2 separate regions of the Mus musculus genome follow, and region 2 is linked to region 1. A link is a loop called in an ENCODE intact Hi-C map of the cell type or tissue named here. Cell type or tissue: left cerebral cortex. All regions are shown on one strand. Links, peaks and the distances in the headings refer to the core of each region. The heading gives the core; the rest is flanking DNA.

What was found. Hi-C counts contacts between places; a loop is a spot of excess contacts. Peaks named below come from ENCODE experiments on the same cell type or tissue, not always from the same donor. Only the 100,000 strongest peaks of a DNase experiment are listed, where the experiment ranks them.
Region 2: it touches region 1 in a loop (3-fold over the local background); 2 of 42 quality-filtered maps call a loop at or near these places.

Annotation. Positions count from the first base shown.
Region 1 is chr2:153,406,034-153,416,776 of GRCm38, forward strand. Nol4l (nucleolar protein 4-like) reads right to left here. Exons shown (of 11, transcript NM_001134300.2): 10 at 10,611-10,743; 11 at 1,428-5,796. The coding sequence ends at 5,579. It also overlaps the pseudogene Gm14472. Among named protein-coding and RNA genes, the nearest start is that of Asxl1, 66 kb to the left of the region's middle. In left cerebral cortex, for the core only: CTCF peaks have their summits at 4,925, 6,758 and 8,790 (motif pointing left); DNase peaks (open chromatin) are centred at 4,753 and 8,758; H3K27ac peaks cover 385 bases.
Region 2 is chr2:153,580,425-153,591,167 of GRCm38, forward strand. No RefSeq gene overlaps it. Among named protein-coding and RNA genes, the nearest start is that of Commd7, 47 kb to the right of the region's middle. In left cerebral cortex, for the core only: a CTCF peak has its summit at 6,311 (motif pointing left); a DNase peak (open chromatin) is centred at 6,298.

The DNA of each region.
Region 1 (10,743 bases), core at 1,570-9,569:
ACATCTTATGCCTCTAGGGCATTTCAAATGATTTAAAAGGACAAGAGATGTGTTTTCCCTACTGGATAAAGGGGAGGTTTGCCAGTTACTGTTGAGTGAACTTGTCAGTGCTTTAAGATGACATTTCCCAGTTGATGGTGTCTTGTGTCAACTGTTAACAGCAATGGTCTGAAAGCATCATTTTAAGCAAGAGTATCCAGTATTCTGTCCTCCAGCCGGTTCCCTGGGATTCCAGTGTTCCGTAGCAGCCTCACTGAAGAGGTAAGTGTTCACACAATCCTGTTCTGTGAAGGTTGTGGGGCACTTGTGGTCCCTTGGAGAATCTTAGCAATAGTTTTGGCAGAATGAGAACTTTCTTGGCATTGCTGGGGACTTGCTGGCCCCTGACCCCCATTACCTCTCAGAGGTGTGTGGAGGTGCCATGCCTAACCCCTTACGTTCCGCTCAGGTGCACAGTGAGGGCTGCAGACGGCTCAGTCTCAACCTCTAATATGAGCAGTTGGCTGCTTTATAATTTTGCTTGAGGTTATAACAACTGTTAATGTAACCAGGCATGGTAGGTCATCAGCTTGAATCCCAGCACTCAGGAGGCAGAGGCAGCCAGATCTAAGTTAGAGTCCAGCCACATTGTCATAATAAGTTCCAGGACAGCCAGGGCTCTGTGGAGACCGAGTCTTTAAAAACAAAAACAAAAAACCACAATTGGTATTTGTAAGTATCTGCATATATATTGTTTGAATTCATTTTTTTTTCCCAAACTCATGATAATCAACTTATTCCCAGCCATTTTCCTGTAATGTTTCCTAAAAGCTTAACCTAAATGGCTAAATGATCAGAGGGGTGAAAAGTATTCAAATCTGTGCTAGAGGAAGTGGCCTTTGTTTTCTTTCGAGGTAAGAGCTCAAGCTTTGCCTAGACTTGGATGTCAGTTACTGAGTGTTTAGAACTAGGTTTTTTCCCAGGCTCTTAGCAATTGCTAAGGAGCTTAGATTTGGTCAGTTGGCCAGGCATCAAGCCAGTAGGACAGGGCACAGCACACGTTTCATTGTCACACAGCTGCAGACTAAATCTTGCTTGGTTGATGACTGAACTTAGGCAAGACGTGGCACTCGGTATACCTCTGTGGCACAGTCTCGAGAGGGTTATGAGGTGACTGAAACTTGATTGCCTCACAGGAGACCTGTCACCAGTGCCAGGCACCTGATGGGCACCCTAGCCGAGTATCTTCTCCTCCCTTTCTAACATGCTAGGTGCCAGAAATGAGATTGTAGGCTTATTTGTCTGAGAAAACCTATTGAGGATGTCTGTGAATCAGCGATTGGCTAGGGAAAGGTGAATCTGTTCGTAGGATGATGTTTCCAAACTAGATTCAGAAGGACCAGGACTGGGTGGCAGCGCTGCTGCTGTGACATAGTCGAAGCTCAGTGTAAGGTTTGTTGTTCAGTGTTTATTAAGTAGATTCAGTCTGGTATATGATATACAGTCTCAAAAGGAAAAGGATTCCACATACTTATGACATCAGTGCATTTAGCAGTAATACCATGGAGATAACCGCTCATTAACAGCTCATTGGTCTTCTGGTAAGTGAGGGAAAGAGGGCGTCGGCCTGTGCTAGTCATTCCACAAACAAAACAGAATTTAGTAGCTGCATCACGTAGAAAGACACATCCTAAGAATTAAAGTATTAAGCCACATTTACTGGGAAACTCACTATACAGAACACAAACACTTTATAGAGCATTGAGGAGGAGGTCCTCACCTGCTTAGAAGAGCCACATTAAGTTGCATAGGTGCATATCTGTAAAAATATAATTTAGCGGTGAAACCATTGATTAATAAAGTCACCTTTAAAAGTTGGTGCCATCCACTGCTTGCGGTAAGTGCCTTATGCTTACTGTCTGGAGCCCCTGACCCTCCCCTGAAGTGCTGTGTCATCTGCACTCAAAGTCACAGTCTCACCTTACATGGAACTCATGCTCTTCCAAAGTGTGTCTCAATCATGCCAGCAGATTGATGGCCTCTTGTGTTGTCCCTAAATCCTGCCTGGCTTGCTCCTGAAGGCCCATGAGTTGACCTTCATACTGCCTCCTGCCCAAAGAAGAACTTCCTCCCAGAGCTGGGCAGTAAAGTCCTGCATTAATGTCTCCACTGTGTGCTATCCCCCACCCAGCTGGCAGGAGGTGCTGCCTTGATTCCTAAGGGAACACATGATAGAGGCATGGGGCATCTACCAGGCAGAATGTGTTGGCAAATCTGAGTTCCAGGTGGTGAAGGTTTTTGTTTTTTAGGTGGAAACGGGTACAAAGTGAGAGGTTTTGTTTTGTGGCTTTGCTAAGCAGATGAGCTAGTGAGGTGCAATCTTCCTCCTCGAGCGTGCGTCTTGCAGAAAACACAGGGATGGGGCATCTGTACATGTAAACAGTACACTTCCACTGAGTCCAAAATTAGGAGCAAAATACAAAGGTTCACATTGGTCTTAGGTAGATACAGGCAAGAGAGGATTGAGCTGTTGCGCTCAGAAACAACAAAACAAAGTCTCTAAAGCACCACTAAATTATATAAAATCAGACCACGGACGGATTGAAACTGGTATTCTGGTGAAATACTTTACTATCTTGTAAAAAGTTTTACAAAAAATTACAAATTAAAAGTATCAACCCTCTGAGTTCAAAGCAGCATTTTGAGAATGAACTGGTAGTTAATCCTATAACCACCTGTGGAGTCATTTGTGGCCCTTGAGAAATAGGGAGGGACAGATGGGTTCCACCTGTTCAAAGTCCTCCAAGACCCTCCTGGCCCTGCCTGCCTCTCCCCAACACCGTCCTTGGGAATAAACTGTCCATTTGTTGAGTGGTGAGAGGAAAAAAAAATGCTTTCAGATGGGTCCTGTATACTATCCCTGGTCTAACAGATGATCATCCACCACTTCTCTTGATAGCCTGCAGGGATCTGCCTGTAAGGACTCGGGGGTGAGGGGGGGTGCATCCTGCACTGGCATGTTCACTATGACTTGAGATCACCAATGACTACTGTGTGCCTGAGGCTTCCATCACACTGCAGTGGCTGCAGGACAAGGCTTTGGGAAGCTCCTCCTGGGAAAAGGCGGGCCACAGTCAGGAAGGGAGGCTTGACGCTGCATCTTTTAAAACAAAAGGAAAACAGAACAAGTTCCCTGACTTAACTAGGTAATGGAATCCTGTGTCCACACTGACTTGCTCCTGGTATGGCTGCTCTGAGGCTTTGGAGACCACTTCTCTGGGAAGAAGCCCAGGTCAGCATGCCAGCATCTACTACTGTCCTGCAGCCCCTCTGGAAACCATCAGCACTGGCATTGGTTTTATTTCTCTTGAAAGCAAAACACATGGAACCTATGCTCACACCGTACTCTAGGAGCAGGCTGCTAGTGGCTGGTCAAGACTGCTTGCAGTTAGAAAATACCACTTAGATATAGATTATGCTCGTCCTTACAGATGTGTCCTGTGGGGATAGAGGGAGGAGCCCCTGCCTAGTCTCTTCTATCTTCTTCCAAAAATGCAAGCCATTTGTGTCTAGCTTGGGTACTGCCTCTGGGAGCAGACAGAATGCGGTAAGCAATTGATAACAGAAATTCTAGGGTGGCGATTGTCTCTGCCAATTTTCAACATTTTCACAAATTGCCTGGAGTAACATTTTGCAAAAAGATCTACTGATTACTTTGTAGTATTCACACACAAAAATAAATATTTACACAAATTCAAACATCCAGGAGTCCTACTGAGCAGGTGGGGAACTGGGCACATGTTTGGCCAGCTGTGGGGAGGCCTGGGCACTGGAGTTTGTGCTGTATGAAGGGGCTCAGGTGTCCTGGCCCAGTCCAGAGGCCTGGTGAGCGGGCACATGAAGGCAGAGGTGGTGTGGCTGGGTAGGCATTGTAGGCCATGTGAAAGACCACATTTAACCCCAGTGTGGAAGTGTGCAGGGTGGGGAACCCTGCCTTACAGCCCTGAATCTGAACAGGTAGGGTATCTGCACTGGCACTGCTTGCCTACCTGTTTGAAGGGTAGTCTGTCAGGCTGCCACAAGCAGTCCCTGCCATAGACCAGTTTGGGAAGGGGCACTCGCTCTGGGACCAAGAGTGGCTCTTTGTGGTTAGCTTAGTGTCCACTCAGCCCTGGCTCCCTTGAGGCCTCCTAGCTCTGAGGGAAGAAAGGCAACAGGGCTTCTGCCATCTCTGGGCAGGGGCAGGCAGCAGAGTGCTGCTGTCATGGCTACGGAGTGTTGAGGGAGAGGCCCCCTGGCCTGCTGAGGTCTGGGTGAATCCCTGGTTTTAGCAGCACTGGTAGGTATTGCACAGAGCAAGAGGAAGTGCCTGTCAGGGAGGAAGGAAACCAGGTCAGCTTTTTCTTGTCCCTTGTCACACTCCAGGGACTAGGTTTCTTACAGGACAGGCCTTTCCAGAAGAAAGTTTGATCTTAGGAGAATGCAAGTAGTTCTGCACTTCCACCAACGATCTGATCCCTCTACTCCCATCGTGAGGTGAGGAGTGGAAACCATAATTCACCCTTGGGCACACAGATGCCTGGCCAAGAGAAGTGGCCCCTCAGCAGGTTACCTGGGGGCTGTGTGGGACCTGGACCAGCTCCAGACACACTATCCTGTCAAGCATCTCCAAGAGCCCAGGCTATGGCAAGCTGCTGGTTTTAAGGGCCAAGCCCCTCTGGGCTCTGGCTCCTGGACACTGGGTCTCATTTACCTCCCAGAAGATAGCTACATTGTGTGGGAGTTGGGGGAGACAGCCGTTCAGAACACACTTGGAGCACGTCCTGGAAAAGCCCACGCTGGAGTGTGAGGTAGAGTACAGGTGACCGTGTGACTGGGACTCTGTCGGATGGGATGGGTGGCTGCTTTTGTTTGTAGTGAGTGTTGGTGAGGTCCCTCTGTTTGGCAGTGTCCCTGTGGCAGCACTGGGATCTGCAACAAGACAGCCTAGTGGTGGAGTGTGGTGGCCTTCCCAAGGGTATGCTGGGCACTCGGGACAGTGAGCTGGCCCCCAACTCTGCTGGCCCCCAGCTCACATCAGTGTAGTGATATGGAATGTTAGGTACAGGGATCCATCCTTCTGATTAGACAGACACAGACTGGCAATCTGTACAAACACAAAAGAATCCATTTCAGAAAAATAAATTACTAAGGGGAGAGAAAGGGTCCACTTTTGCTCTTCTCAATAAATATGCAATTCTGCTCACCTAAGACTTGAAAGGTAATTATGGGGGGGGGGAGTTCTAACATCGTGGTCCACAAAGGTGATTCTAAATAGAGCTGTAGCCCCTGTGCCTTTTCAGGGGAACCTCAACCCTTTTAGAGCTGCCCCACTGGCCTCTTTCCAAGCAGGTCAGAGCACCCATGTGGTGAAATTAAAAAAAAAAAAAGAAAAGAAAAGTGTCCTTGTGCCCAAAGTCTCAGATGCTTGGAGTGCAGCTAGAAACAGCTCTTTTGGATCCCACCTCTTTCAGAAAACAGTGTACCAACTGGTGAGGCAGGAAGCTGGGTCCAGGCTGGGACAGCCTCCTGGCGTCGTGCACTCTGGGGGCCAGCAGGGTCAGTTCTGCTGTAAAATGAGGTTTTCCAGTTCATCTGCAGAACGCAGCAGGAAGGCTGCAGACTCTCGATAGCCTGCGATGAGCTGCCGCACAGCACTGATCTCCGTGGGGCTAAGCTGGGCTGTGGGCATGGTCCTGCTGGTGCTGTTGCTGGAAGGGGTAGGCGTGGGAGGAGTTGGGGTAGAGGCCCCGCCTTTCATGCTGAGGTCTGTGGGCCCTGTAGAGAGGGAAAGATGATTTAGAGTCTAAAGTTTAGAGGAAGCTGAAGCCCCTGCCTGCATCTGGGCATAGATTTGGAAGCCCTGGTCTATATCCCCAATGGCTATATTCCCAGTATTTAGAATGGGGCTTTGACATGGCAAGGGTTCTAGGCTAAGCTTTATTGTTAACCATATGACAGGCAAAAGAGAGGTGGAGAATTCTACCCAAAATCACATGGCAAGTGAACAATGGAATAAGGAGGCATGCATCAAAAACAAGGGCTTTGGTATCAGGCACAGCACAGTAGGCTTCCAACCTAGCTTCCTGCCTCTACCTATGCCGCCCATCAGACATACATCCCAGCTCTGGCTGCGGCTGAGGAAGAGGCACCTTGAGCCACAGAAATGTCTCCTATTAACTCCTGAGCCCTGCCGCTCTTCAAGGGGTAGTCATGGTTGGAACAGGACTAACAGTCCCAGGAAGCAACTGTGCTCCAGGCACTGTGAGAAAGAGCTGTTGGCATGTTTTGGAGGCAGTAGCATGGATGGGCCTTTTCCCCAGAAGGTTGAGAGGGGAGGCTACCATCCCGGTCTGGAGAGGCAGTGAACACCCTGCCCCTAGAGGGTTTACAGGTGCTTGTGGATGGAAGAGAGGCAAGGCTTGCTTTGCCTCAGCACCTCAGCTCTTCTTCCTCTGAGGAGTTTCACTGTCCCAAGTGAGGAGGCTGACGCTTCTGGGACAGAAGGGCTCAGAAGAGGACAGAATAGTCTGCTGTCTGTCCTCCACTGGCTGACTGTGGCAGAACAAACACACACACAAAACAACCAAACCCAAGCTCTTAAGATCCCTGGGGAGAAGGGGACTACAGCCACCTCTTTGCCCCATTAGAAGCTCCATGGAGTAGGCTGCCAGCACTCGAGTTGAGCAGGTGTATGCTCGAGTCCTTCTCTGCCACCTCATGGGCAATTTCAGAACTTCTTCGAGCGAGCTTCTGATTCCAAAACAAAGCAGGGAGCCGCTTCTTGGGAACAGGAGCTTCCATAAAGCTTGGGGAAGCCCAGATAGCCCAGCAGACAGGCGTTTCAGCCTTCTTGAGAACTAGCTGCAGAGCCTACCAGGAGAGGCACCTCAGCTGGCCTACTGGACATGGAAGTAAACTCCCACTAGACATGGAAGTGGCAGAGCTTGAAAGGCCTTGTAAGTATTAATCCCAGCACTCGGGAGGCAGAGGCAGGCGAATTTCTGAGTTCGAGGCCAGGGCTATACAGAGAAACCCTGTCTGGGGGGGGCGGGGGGGGAGGAATGAAGAGAGCTGGGGAATGAATGAGAGGCCTTGGTGACCCCTTGCCACAGCAGATAGTTCACTTTCCTGGCTGTAGCCCCTTTTTCCTGAGTCCCCTACCTGTATCCTTCAACCTGGAGGCCATCTACAGGAATATATGTTGTTCTGGGCCTACTTCCCTGTAGGTTTTGATGACCAGGCTTGTTCATTGCTGCATTTACATGGCTGTATTAGAGATGGACAAAACCTTGTCTTTGGAGACATCTACACTAGAAGTAACATCTAAGGATAAATTGTGGAAACAACTGTTGCTAAAGGAAGTCAGCACAGCTCTTTATTGGGAAAAGAAGTTGGCCTCTGTGGTTGTACTGTTGTTGTTTTTTAATTTTAATTTTTATGTGCATTGGTGTTTTGCCTGCATGTGTGCCTATGTGAGGGCGGCAGATCTCCTGGAACTGGAGTTACAGACAGTTGTGAGCTGCCATGTACGTGCTAGGAATTAAGCCCAGGTATTCTGGAAGAGCATCCAGTGCTCTTAAAACTGCTGAGCCATCTCTCTAGCCCCTGACTGGACAGTTCGTAAACACAGTTATTTTTCCCCATTTGACCAGAGAATGTAGATAGTTTGCTAAAAAGTTTCCTTGGGGATAGGGGTGTAGTTCAGTGGGTAAAGTACCCTCCCTACCACAAAAATAAATAACAGGTTAGAGAGAGAGAGCACTCCGCCGGGGGTTGGTGAAGTATCCCAAGATGGCTGGGCATAAACTTGCTCTAAAAACCATTGATTAGGTATCTTTTGTGTAGCTCATGCCCCAAAACCAGAAGGCAGTTGGAAATGCCCTGAAGTCCTGGAATGAGACCCTCCACCCCAGGTTGGCTAGTTTGTCTGAGAAACCACCTGCGATTGACTGGGCTTACTACAGGGCCAATGTGGCCAAGCCTGGCTTGGTGGATGACTTTGAAAAGCAGTATAATGCCCTGAAGATCCCTGTGCCTGAGGATAAACACACAGCCCTGGTGGACAAGAGGAGACGGGGGATGTGAAGAGCTGTGCTGAGTTTGTGTCTGGACCTCAGCTCAGGACCCAGGAGTGTGAGAAGCAGCTGGAGAAAACGAGGAACATAATTCCCTTTGACCAGATGACCAGTGATGACTCAAATGAGATCTTCCCAGAAACCAAGCTGGACAAGAAGAAGAAGTACCCGTACAGGCCCTACCAGCCCATTGAGAACCTATGAAGCAGCCTGGGACGGAGCCCCGGCCGACATGAAATAAAACATTTAAATAGTGAAATAAAATAAGTAAATAAATAAAATAAATAGCAATGCTCTTGGAATTAAGATATAGAACAGTGAAGTCTGTTAAAATCAAATATGGGAGGAAAAAGAGATGTGTATGTCAAAAACAGAGCCCAGCAGGCGAGTGGCTTCCATGGTGGCAGCTTCTGCCAGCTTCTAGATATCCCAATTGCAAGACTTGGAGGGGATGAAATAGATTTGATTTTCTCTGGTTGCTTTTGATCTAGGCAATGCCTGGGGGTAGCAGAGGCCACCTGCCACTGTCAGAGGTGGCCCCAGGTTTCTTTTCCCCCCTCTATCCCCAAATCTCAGCTCACTGTTCACTGCTGCTTAGAGAGCTCCCCAGCCCTCCAGTCCCTGATCTGATCTGGAGCCATTTCTGTACAGGCTCCAGTTACAGCTGGATTCTCAGGTTGCTAGTGGCCCCTAGTGGGCTAGTATGGGCACAAGCTGCCTAGTACCCCGGGTTAGAGGGACGGGGTCTGATTTTATCTGAGCTCATTTCTATCTCCAGTGACAACATGAGCAAAGTGAGGAGGATGAGCCATTAGCAGAGCTGTGGTAGGGTCCAAGCAGAAGCAAACAATCACCTGAAAGGCTGTGACTGGCAGGACAGTGGGAAGGAGGGATGGCTCTGTGACCCAGTAGCTACTGCTTATTTTCCCCAGCTGCTGGAGGCACTAGTGCTCATGGGAAAAGGCTGTTCCTAGCAAGGAGGAAAATGACCAGATCTCAGTCCTACCCATCTTCAAGGAAGCAGAATGTTCAGAGATGGGATTCATGGAGCAGATAGCTGCCTCCTGATCTCAGCTCTGGCTGTTGGTCGTGTCTTTCAGGACTCATACACTTGTGAGAGGCCAGGGAGCCACCACAACTGTGGTCCTAACACAGGCCATGCTGCATGTACCAGGTAAAGTTTTACCATGTGCTGCCCGGGCATGACTGGGCACCAGGTTATACCTTCCTCCATAGCCACTTAGTACTAGTGTTCCAGAGCATTCTAACTTTCCTGATCCTGAAACCCACGTCAGATACTCTAACTCTAGCAAAGGGACTGGAAGGAGAGTGGCTCTGGATCAGCCATTCTACCCCTGGTGTGCACCATGCTGGCCTGGCTCTAGGGATTAGGCCAGCCAGCCTCTTATTTTAGGTTAAGACGCATTAGAAGGGATGAGAGGCTAAGCCCAGGCAGGAACCTTCCAGACACCAGCACTTCCTTCCCAGTTGTGGGGCACAGTAAGCATGCAAGATGAAGCAAGGGGTGGGTGGAGATGGCCTGGCCTTTCTACCAGGGCTAGGAACCGGCCCTCTTCCTTGCTACCCAGGAACAGTCAAGGGGTCTCCTAAACCCAGAGCTCGCCTGCCAGAAAGTGCTTTTTCTTCTACCTGCCCCCTTAAGACAGCAGCTTGATGTCTTCACTTTCCTTCACTCCTTGGCCCCTGAATAACACAGAGGCACACTGCCTCTGCCCTGTCCCTGAAAACATTTTCATCACAGGGTTGGACAGAACAGGATGATGGAGGCCAGACACAGGTCACAGCCCTTGTATGCCTAGTAGCCCCCTGACCCTTCTCTCCCTGTTGCCCCTGCTAGAGAAGGTCTTGATGGCTGATCTGCCCCCATGTAAGACAGAATACCTCATGCCACCAGAGGTGTAGGAGGAATCTGTCTTCCCCCTCTTCCTCCCTCCCTTGGGGTGGGGAGTGGCACCTGCAGAGGTTCCTGGAAGCACTTGTCAAGCTGCCCAGTTTAGGTATGGAGCAGAAGAACCAACCTAATGTTTAACCATCTCCCAGACGACTTAAATGGGGGCACCATGGGTAGAGGGGCTGAGGCTAGACCAGATCCTGGCTCTGCTGCCAACTCACAGGGGACTTTCAGGGAGTGGAATCAGAGAGGTGCATTTGTAGTGACTGGCAGAAGCAATTACCATTGGAGATGGAAAAGGGAGCCCAGGCTTTCCTGACCTCATCTAAAGACTGACTGGTAATGGGGGAGCTGAGCCATTGTCCCGCTCTTCCCAAGGGCTTTTATGTAGAACAAGCTAGACACTGCTCTGGTAAAAACCAGGCCTGGCCAGGCATGGTGGCACACACCTTTAATCCCAGCCACTTGGGAGGCAGAGGCAGGTGGATTTCTGAGTTCGAGGCCAGCCTGGTCTACAGAGTGAGTTCCAGGACAGCCAGGGCTACACAGAGAAACCCTCTCTCAAAAAAAAAAAAAAAAAAACAGGCCTGACCACTACTTACCATTACTGTGATTTCCTGTCTGGAGGGAAGCAGAGGGCTGCAAGTTGCTGCTCAAGGACCCATAGCCACGGTAGCTGTAATTGAGGCCACCGTTGACATACACGGGGTCCTGGGAGTAGGCAGAGGCTGGCAG
Region 2 (10,743 bases), core at 1,699-9,698, 170 kb after region 1:
ATTCCAGGATAGCCAAGGCTACACAGAGAAACCCCATCTCGAAAAACAACAAAAACTAAACAAAGAACAAAAAAGAAACTAGCCACCTCCTGTAGTGGTTCATACCTCCATCCCCTGCACTGGCAAGAGGTTTGTCTATGTGAAGCCAGTCTGGCCTCCATGGGGACTAAAAAGAGAAGGGGCAGTGGGTGGAGTTCATTCTGGCTCAGCTGGTAGCGTGCTTGCTGGCCATGTGCTGAAGCCCTAGGTTCAATCCCACACTGGATTAAAAAAAAAGCCTGGCTCACCCCAGCACTCAGGAGGTGAACACAAAGGGATCCAAAGTTCACGATTACCCTCAACTCCACAGGTCAAGGCCAGCCTGGGTTACAGAGAGCCTGTCTCAAAAAGAAGAGGGGGAGGGGCTCCAATTAAAAGAACAAAAAAAACAAAAGCCCCTTTGGTTTTGTCAGTCAAGGCCCTGAAGAATCTGGCCATGGCAACTCATGATCTTTAATCCGGGGTCAGGGTAAGCAGATAGTATCTATCAGTGCTCTGAGCAGGCTGAGACATGGTCCCCTGTCCAAGGTCACCCTGCCAGTAGGAAGCCTTCCTAGAGAACCTGGCCTGAATTTGTCTAAACCCAAAGCTCTCTGTCGTCCTGGCTGCCCCCTGTGACAGACTCCAGCCCTGTATTCTGCTCAGAATCTAAGGGCATTTTAGAACCCTGCAAGTTCAAGGTCTTCCTCTACTATGTAGGGCACTTGAGGCCTGCCTGGACCACATGAGACCCTGTCTCAGACACACAAAATGTGGGACTACCCAGACAGCTCTAGCAGAAAGCAGGAGAAACAGATTCCACACGGGGGACAGGGCTAGAAGCCCCTTCCGCTGTTCTTGACAGCCCTGCCCTCAGTGGGGCAGTATCCAGAACCGAGACCTTGGGCTCCCAGCTTCAGAGGGACAGTAGAAGAGGCAAGAAGAGTAGCCAAGGGATTTGGGGCAGGCAGACGCTCTACTCTTTCTCCTCAGGGACTCACCAGCTCTTCTGGTGATATCTTTCCTGCTGACCTCCAAGAGCAGCCACTGGGGCAAGATGGGAGGCCCACATCCCCAATTCTAACTGCTTGGGGCTCTGCTGCAGTGAGGAGCTGTGGTGACTTGCCCAAAGCAACGTAGCTTGGCAGTAATGAGTGTCGAAGGTCAGGCTAACTCTGTACTAGTTGGCTTTGCTGCTGGGAGACCCGAGGCTGGTTGCTCAACCTCTCTGTGCCTCATTTCCCTCATTTACAAGTTACTAGAGTTTCCTGAGTTCACATTCTGCATCAGCTGTGTAGCCTAGAGTGAGTGACTTACGCCGACTCTGTTTACTCTAAAATAAAGCCGAGCTCTTGGCGTATATTTGGTGAGGGACTGGCAGGAGTATAGAGAAGTCACTTGTCCAAGGTTTCCTGGCAAGTGTCACCTGGAGGCCCAAAGGTCCTGATGAGTGATGCTATGGTTATGACTCTGCTGCCCGGGCTCTGTGGTTAATGCCTACAATCCTTTGGAGGCTGAGACAGGGGGATTGCAACTTCAGAGCCAACTTCCATAGCAAGTTTGCAGCTAGCCCGAGCTCCACGGCATCACAAACTCCTGTCATAGCAACAGGACAGGATCTGAGAGGTGGCTCAGGGGTTAAGATCAGGCACTGCTCTTCCAGAGGACCTGAGTTCAAATTCTAGAACCCACATCAGGTGACTTGCAACCATCTGTAACTCCGGCTCCACGCAGATTCAGTTCCTCGACTTTGTGGGCACCTGTGTTCATATGCACACACCTACAGACATGTGGACACATAATCAAAAGTAGTAAAAACAAATCTTAAAAAAAAAAAGAAAGAAAGAAAGAAAGAAAGAAAGAAAGACCCAGAGCCGGGCATGGTGGCATATAACTTTAGTGTCAGCACTCAGGAGGGAGGGGGAGACAGATCTCTGTGAGTTCGAGGCCTTCATAGTCTTCATAGCAAGTTCCAGGCCTGCAAAGGGCTGCACAGTGAGACCCTGCCTTTAGTGAGGGGCATGATAGTGCATTCCCATAATCTCAGTACCCAGGAGGACAGAGTTAGAGGCTACCCTAGTGAGACCCTCTCTAAATAAATAAAACCAAACAAAACCAGTGCTGGTGTGGCTCAGTTGGAAGAGCCCTTGCCTGTCACATAAAAAAGAGCCCCCAGCACTGAATGAGTTCATAGGAGGCAGTAGGATCAGAAGTCCAAGTTCACTCTTTGCTACCTAGGGAGTTCAAAACCAACCTAGACTACAGAGAAGGCAGGGCCAGCCATGGTGAAGATGGAGAGAACGGACCTGATTCCGAACAAAAAACTAGCACTGCCTAGAGTAGCCTAGAAGAAGAGAACCGGATCCCAGTCTGGGGCCGTGGCTCGGTGAGAAGTCCCTGAGAAGCAAGGGTATGCCCACCATTCCATCCCCACACTGAAGAAAAAGGAAATGAAAAGAAACATTCTAGAAGCCATCTTCAAGGAGAAAAACTTGGTGGGGGTAAGTGGGGGTACTGTCTGAATTCGGCTGTTATACATCATTACTGTCCAAGAGCAGATAACGTAACCCTTGTATGGAGCTGCCCCTGGCCTGACACCAAGGCCTCATGCCTACCAGTCCCCTGCTTCCTGGAGGCCCATCCTCCCCAGCTCCACCTTGCCACGCCCTGTCTCTTCGTCCACTTCAGGTCTCCCAGCAAAGCCCCAAGATCTAGAGTGGAGTCCTGGCCCCTCTCCGGGTCTCAGCTTCTCAGCCATGGGGAGGAGAAAGAGGAAGAGGAAAAAATGTGGGGAAGCAGCAAAATGCAGGGCCTGTCTCTGCACAGGAGCAATCGAGACAGGGACACACACACCCCCACCCCACCCCCGTGCGTGCGCGCTAGTAGCTTCCAAAGGGGAAAGCAGTCTCTTACAGTGGGACAGCTCGGCTTCAGTCCCATTCAACTGGAGGTTACCCGAGCTGGTCCAACCCAACTCAACCTGACCTGGGAGGGGGCCGAGAAGGAAGCTGAGCATCATGGGTACAAAGGTCGCAGCTCCACCGTCTCCTTGAGGTTTCAGCCAGGCAGCTGGCTGTGTCCACCCCACATTCTGGGGAGGGAAATAAGTATGGGAGGGTGACAGGGGACACTTTGAGGTGGTGGCCACCTCTGTGAGTGAGAGAGGCAGCTGCTCAGCCAAGAACTGGGGGCAGGGGCGCCTCCTGCGGCTAATTAAACTGAGCCGGTGATGAATCGGTAGAGGTTACAGCGTGCTAATTAAAGGTGCTGTATCTTGCCTGGCAAGGATGGAAGGCACCAGAAGCTCTGCAACCACAAGCAGGGCCAGGCCTGTGAGGCCTCCCACTGTGCAGGTTCTGGGTTGTCCTTCCCTTCTCCGCCCCTCCCCAGAGGGCCGGCCCCCTCCCCACTTCCCTATCTCTTCTGCCCACCTTGGGCCAGCCCTGCCTCCAACTTCCCCCGCCTTCCCACCACCCCAAATCCTCCCCAGATAAAGGCGAGCAGAGGCGAAGTAGAGCCTGTCGCCCTTAGCCTGAATCAGTGGTGGGTTCTGCGGGCGGGCGCTGTGTTGAGCCTCCGTGGAGCTCCTTTTAACCCCAATTCCTAATGTGTCACTGCTGAATTCAAGTGTAATAGGAACAAGGCCACCAAGACTTTTTTTTTTTTTTGAGACAGGGTTTCTCTGTGTAGCCCTGGCTGTCCTGGAATTCACTTTGTAGACCAGGCTGGCCTCGAACTCAGAAATCCTCCTGTTTTTGCCTCCCAAATGCTGGGATTAAAGGCGTGCACCACCATGCCCGGCTCGACTTCTAGAATCTTAACTACTTTTCTGTTTTGTTTTGTTTGGGGCTTTATTTCTATTAGAGAGACAGACAGACAGACAGACAGACAGACAGACAGGCAGGCAGGCAGGCAGACATGCAGAGAGTTAGTTCCCAAACACTCTAGCCTTAACAATACAGTCATGTCTGGGGAAAGTTAAACAAATGACCTCTGACCTTTGACCTTTGCACAGAGCAGGGAAAAAAGACTCCAAAGCACCCAGTCCTGCCCCAAGTTGGTTCCAGGCAGAGGTGTGGCTCAGTGGCTCCCCAGAGACTTGAGTTAGAGTCCAAGCCCGGCTCATTTGCCAATTATGTTAATTGGCAGGAGAAGCAGCTGCCCTGTGCCTTGACCTGTACCCCACCTGGAAGAGCCACTGAGACCGCAGCAAAGGAGACAACTCAGGTGAAACTAGTCCAGAGTCAGCTCCGACTGCTATGAGCCACTCTGACCTTCCAGCACCGGGATCATCTGGTTGGCCTGGCACCAGAACAATGCACCCCCACCCCCACCCCAAATCCAAAAGGCTGCAGCCTGTGTCCTGGAGAGGGTGATGAGAAGGGCAGGTGAGATAGCGCAGCTGGTTAAGAGCACTGACTGTTCTTCCAGGTGTTTTGAGTTCAATTCCCAGCAACCACATGGTGGCTCACAACCATCTGTAATGGGATCTGATGCCCTCTTCTGGGGTGTGTGACTGAAGACAGCTACAGTGTACTCATCTAAATATAAATAAATAAATAAATAAATAAATAAATAAATAAATAAATAAATAAATAAATAAATAAATAAATAAATAGCACTGGCTGTTCTACTGGAGTAAGTTAAGGTTCAACTCTTTTTTGTTTGTTTTGTTCTTTAGTTTTTGTTTTTGTTTGTTTGGGGTTTTTTGTTTTTGTTTTTTGTTTTTGTTTTTTGTTTTTTGTTTTTCGAGACAGGGTTTCTCTGTGTAGCCCTGGCTGTCCTGGAACTTACTCTGTAGACCAGGATGACCTCGAACTCAGAAATATGCCTGCCTCTGCCTCCCAAGTGCTGGGATCGAAGGTGTGCGCCACCACGCCCAGCTAAGGTTCAACTCTTAACACACAGTTCTGTTTAACTCGAATTCCAGGGAGACCCAATGCCCTGTTCTGATCAGCACACCAGACATGAGCATACATGCAGGAAGACCACTCATACACGTAAAATTCAATAAAATATTTCAAAGGATAAAATTTAGTTTGTTTTTTTTTTTTTTTAATTAAAAAGGTGACTGGCAGGATGGTGGCAGCATATGCCTCTAATCCCAACACTCCGGAGGCAGAAACAGGCAGATTTCTGAGCTGGAGACCAGCTTGGTCTACAGAGCAAATTCCAGGACACCCAGGGCTGACACAGGGAATCCTTGTCTCAAAAAACTAAAGACAAAATAGAGTGATTAGAGATGCTGAGTGGGGTGCTCATGAAGGGACTCTCCTGTGGAATGGGCTGCCGGATACAGAATTCAGCATTAGGCTTCACAAAGGAGACCAAGATGAACTTGGGACTCATTACTTCTCAGGGGACCCCAGTCTGGAATCAGAGAAAAAACAGTCACACATCTGGAGCTATGGGTCCAGGGTAGAGTGCTGGCTTGACATGTAGAAGGCCCTAGGCTCATCCCTAGCACCACAAAAGTGAACAAATTTAACTAAAAAGGAAAAGAAAAAAAAAATCCAGTGTAGAGACACACGATTATAATCTCAGCATCTGGTCGGCAGAGGCAAGGGGATAGGGGCTTCAGACCAGCCTTAGCTCCTTAGTAAGCTGAAGGCCAGTCTGAGCTGTAGTGACTCTGTCTCGACCCTCACCCAATGAAAGAACGCAGGCACAGGGAGGCTCTGGTGTCTCTATGCAAAGGCCTGAGTAGGAAGCGCTGCTGGTTTTGGAGGTCAGCTGCAAAACAGAAGGAAGGCAACTTTCTGACCTTGTTGGAGGGGGAAGCTGCTTTGTGGGTTCTGGGGGACACGGGCCTGATCACTCTAAGAAGCTCACAGACATCTGGAATTTCAGATACTGTGGTTTCAAGGACGGCAGGGTCCACAAATCCATTCATGTCTTTGAAGGGCTATGTTATCCCTCTTCATGGCCAGGCATACAGCTAGGATGAGAGCTTTTGCTGCTAAGTAACTCTGTGACGGAAGGAATACTGAGCCATCATGAGACCCAGACGCGTGAAACCCGTGGCTGAGAAACTCAGGACTACTGTCTGCCCTGACCCTGGGACCTTAGGCTACTTATCAAAGCTAGCAGGGATCTAGCCTCAAGAGTACGCCCCTATCCCACTATCCTCACTACAGGGAGGAGCGGGCACAAAGGTCCTAAGCAGGTGGCGCTACACGGAAGCCTATACTAGCAAAACCCGCAGCTCCTGGAAAACATCGGGTTGCCTCAGCGTCCCTGGGGGCCCCTTACCGGGAGCTCAGCCAAATGCTGGTCTATAGCACCCTCTGGTGGTAGTTTGGGGAAGTGGTGCACACAGAACCCACTGTTTGTTTAAGGTTGGGTGGGGCAGGTCATTATTGGAAGAGCGAACTACCCTTCCCAGACAAGAGAAAACAGGCCTAGAAGGGCAGTGGCTGCAGGGTCAATACTGACTCAAAACTGGAACCAGAACGCCTCTGTACCAAGTGACTTTACGTGGGGCTCTCCAAACACTCTACAGGCTGGGAGGTACGCAGTTACCAGAATGCTTGCTTAGCATGCACCAGTGTCTGAGTTCAGTCCCCAGAACTGCATAAAACTGGATATGGCTGGCGTGCACCTGCAATCCCAGCTCTTGGGAGGCGGAAGTTGAAGAATCAGAACGTCAAGGTCATTGACAACCACATCCAGAGGCCAACCTGGGGGAAAGGAGGGAGGTAGAGAGGAAAGGGGAGAAATGTAGAAAATGTTTAGAAATAAAATTAACAGAAGTAAGACTTTATACCCTGAAAACTATAAAACATTGCTTAAAATGTTTAAATAACCAAAATCAATGAAATATCTGTATTCTTGAGTCTGAGGACCAATTTTTTTTCCTTTTTTTTTTTTTTTTTTTTTGTTTTTTTGTTTTTTTCGAGACAGGGTTTTTCTGTATAGCCCTGGCTGTCCTGGAACTCACTCTGTAGACCAGGCTGGCCTCGAACTCAGAAATCCGCCTGCCTCTGCCTCCCAGGCTCTGTGTATGGCAAGGCAAATGGATTAATCCTGAGATTTGTTCAGCCTGAACCTTAGTCTCTTATAGAGATGAACAAGTTAGTGGTAAGATTCACACAGAGACTAGAGAGACTTAGAATGATAATCTTTAAAAAGGAACAACACTTGGGAGTGGAGAGATGGCTCAGTGGTTAGGAGCACTGATTACTCTTCCAGAGGACTGGGGTTCAAATCCCAACACACACATGACAGCTCAGAATTATTTGTAACTTGAAGATCTGAGAAGATAGGAAAAAAAAAGAACAAACGAAAGAAGAAACACTTTTGGGGCTACTACACTTCCCATTGCAAAAGTTCTCAGATCACTGTCACAGTCAGAAGAGACAAGGGTAGAGAGGAGTAAAACAGCACTGAGAGTCCAAGGATAGACCTTCACATCTGACACAGCACTGAGAGTCCAAGGTTAGACCTTCACATCTGACACAGCACTGAGAGTCCAAGGATAGACCTTCACATTGAGGTCAGCCTCTCAACAAAGGCAGCAAGCCAGCTTAATAAGGACAGGACAACCTTCTCAACAAATATGGCAGCAGACACTTGTCACATGGTAGCAGACCCCTATCTCACACTACACAAACATTAACTGATGACAAACTGTAGGCCTAAATGTGAAGCCCAAACTGTACAACTGTCAGAGGAGGACATTCTGAGTATGAGAGGCCATGCTTGTAACTCCATCACTTGAGAGGCTGAGGCAGGAGAATCAAGAGTTTGTTCACATGGCAAGACCCTATTTCAAGAAAGAAAGAAGAATCAAGAGAAAGGAGCCATACATTCACATATACAGTCATGTGGCCCATTCACTCATTCACCCACACATGCACTCATGTGGCTCATTCATTCATTCACAGGTACACTCATGTGACTCATTCATTCATTCATTCATTCACATGTACACTTATATGACTGTTCACAGCAGCATTATTCATAGTTTTAAAAAAAATCAAGGGTCTCCCAAGCTGCTGGAGAGATGGCTTATCAGGCACTTGCTCTTCCAGAAGACATGGGTTTGATATGCAGCACCCACATGGTAGCTCACAACCACCCATAGCTCCAGTTACAGGGCTCCAACTCCCTTCTAACCTCTTAGGCGCACCAGGAATACACATGGTGCAGAGAAATACATGCAGGCAAAAGACACACATACAGTGACAATTTTAAATGAAAAAAAAAAAAAAAAGATCTCCTTCAAATGAAGGCTGGAGAAAGAGTGGGTGTCAGAAATTGAACTCAGCTCCTCTGCAAGAACGATATGCACTGGTAACTGCCACACCATCTTTCCAGGCCCTCTTCTTTATTTTATTTTATTTTATTTTATTTATTTATTTTGGTTTTTCGAGACAGGGTTTCTCTGTATAGCCCTGACTGTCCTGGAACTCACTTTGTAGACCAGGCTGGCCTCGAACTCAGAAATCCGCCTGCCTCTGCCTCCCAAGTGCTGGGATTAAAGGCGTGTGCCACCACGCCTGGCTTTTATTTTATTTTATCTTCTTTTAAAGATTTATTTATTTTATTTTATTATATGTGATTACGCTGTAGCTGTCTTGTCACTCCAGAAAAGGGCGTCAGATCTTGTTATGGATGGTTGTGAGCCACCATGTGGTTGCTGGGATTTGAGCTCAAGACCTTCGGAAGAGCAGTCGGTGCTCTTAATCGCTGAGCCATCTCACCAGCCCCTTATTTTATTTTTTAAGTCTGTCTTTTGACCTATAACTTTACTTCTAGAAAATTCTATGAGGAATCTTTCAAGTGTGACAGAACATAATATAAATATTTTAATAACAACATAGTTCGCTACAGCAAAAAAAAAAAAAAAAAAAAAAAAAAAAATTAAAATACCCTGTACCTGTGGGTAGGTTTATCCACCTCACTGTGGAACAATGACATCATCAAAAATGATGAACGATTAAAAAATAATAATGAAAAAATAAATTTAAAAGACAGAGGTGGGGCTGGTGAGATGGCTCAGCAGGTAAGAGCACCGACTGCTCTACTAAAGGTCTGAAGTTCAAATCCCAGCAACCACATGGTGGCTCACAACCACCCGTAATGAGATCTGACGCCTTCTTCTGGTGTGTTTGAAGTCAGTGTACTTATGTATAATAATAAATATTTGGGCCAGAGCAAGCAGGGACTGAGCAAGCAGGGTTGACTGAAGTGCAATGGTCCTAAAAATTCAATTCCCAGCAACCACATAGTGGCTCCCAACCATCTGTAATGGGATAGGATGCCCTATTCTGGTGTGTCTGAAGACAGCTACAGTGTAGGCATATAAATAAAATAAATCTTTAAAAAAAAAAAAAAGTCGGAGGCACTGAGTATCATTTGATAGTAGAGCTTCCCCCGACCCCCAGCATGTCTGAAGCCATGGGCTCAAGCCCTAGGATGACAAAAGTAAATGGAGGGGGTTGAGGCTGTGTCTTACCCTCAATCAGGACAGCCTGGTACCATCCCCAGCACAGCCTAAACTAGCTCTCCTGGCTCATGCCTATGACCTTAGCACTCAGGGGTGGAGGCAGGAGGATTGCAGCTCAAGGTTATCTCTGTCAACATAGTAAGTTTGAGGCCAGCCTGAATACATGTGATTCTGTGTCAAGAGAGAGAGTCTCAGCACTTGGGACTCACGTAGGTCATGTTGGTCTTAACTCCCTATGCAATGGAGAATGACCCTGAACTCCTGGTCCTCTTGGATTAGAGGCAAGGGCCACCATAACCAGTTTTCATGTCAGATTTTTAAAGGTGTGTGTGTGTGTGTTTGTGTCTGTATGAGTGTGTGAGTGTGCACAGGAATATAGAGCCCAGAGAATAACCTCAAATGCCATCTTCAGAAATATCATCAACCTCCTCTGAGGACTGGAGATTGGAGTGACCATCTCCCACCCTTTTTCAAGACAGAGTCAAGGTAGCCTTGATTCCACCTAGAACTCACTGTGTAAAACAGGCTGGCTTCATAGAGACCCGCCTTCTTCTCCCTGCTCCGCACTGACAGAACCCACATGCACCACCACACACCTACCTACTTTGAAGTGGATTCTTCCTTCCTTCCTTCCTTCCTTCCTTCCTTCCTTCCTTCCTTCCTTCCTTTCTCTCTCTCTCTCTCTTTTCTTTCATTTTTATTTTTTATTAGATATTTTCTTTATTTACATTTTAAATGCTATCCTGAAAGTTCCCTATGCCCTCCCCCTGCCCTACTCCCCTACTCACCCACTCCCACTTCTTGGCCCTGGCGTTCCCCTGTACTGGGGCATATAAAGTTTGCAAGATCAAGGGGCCTCTCTTCCCAGTGATGGCCAACTAGGCCATCTTCTGCTACATATGCAGCTAGAGACACGAGCTGAGCTCTGGGGGTACTGGTTAGTTCATATTGTTGTTCCACCTATAGGGTTGCAGACCCCTTCAGCTCCTTGGGTACTTTCTCTAGCTCCTCCACTGGGGGCCCTGTGTTCCATCCTATAGATGACTGTGAACATCCACTTCTGTGTTTGCCAGGCACTGGCATAGCTTCACTCAAGACAGCTATATCAGGGTCTTTTCAGCAAAATCTTGCTGGCATATGCAATAGTGTCTTGGTTTGGTGGCTGATTACGGGATGGATCCCAGGGTCGGGTAGTCTCTGGATGGTCCATCCTTTTGTCTTAGCTCCAAACTTTGTCTCTGTAACTCCTACCATGGTTGTTTTGTTCCCAATTC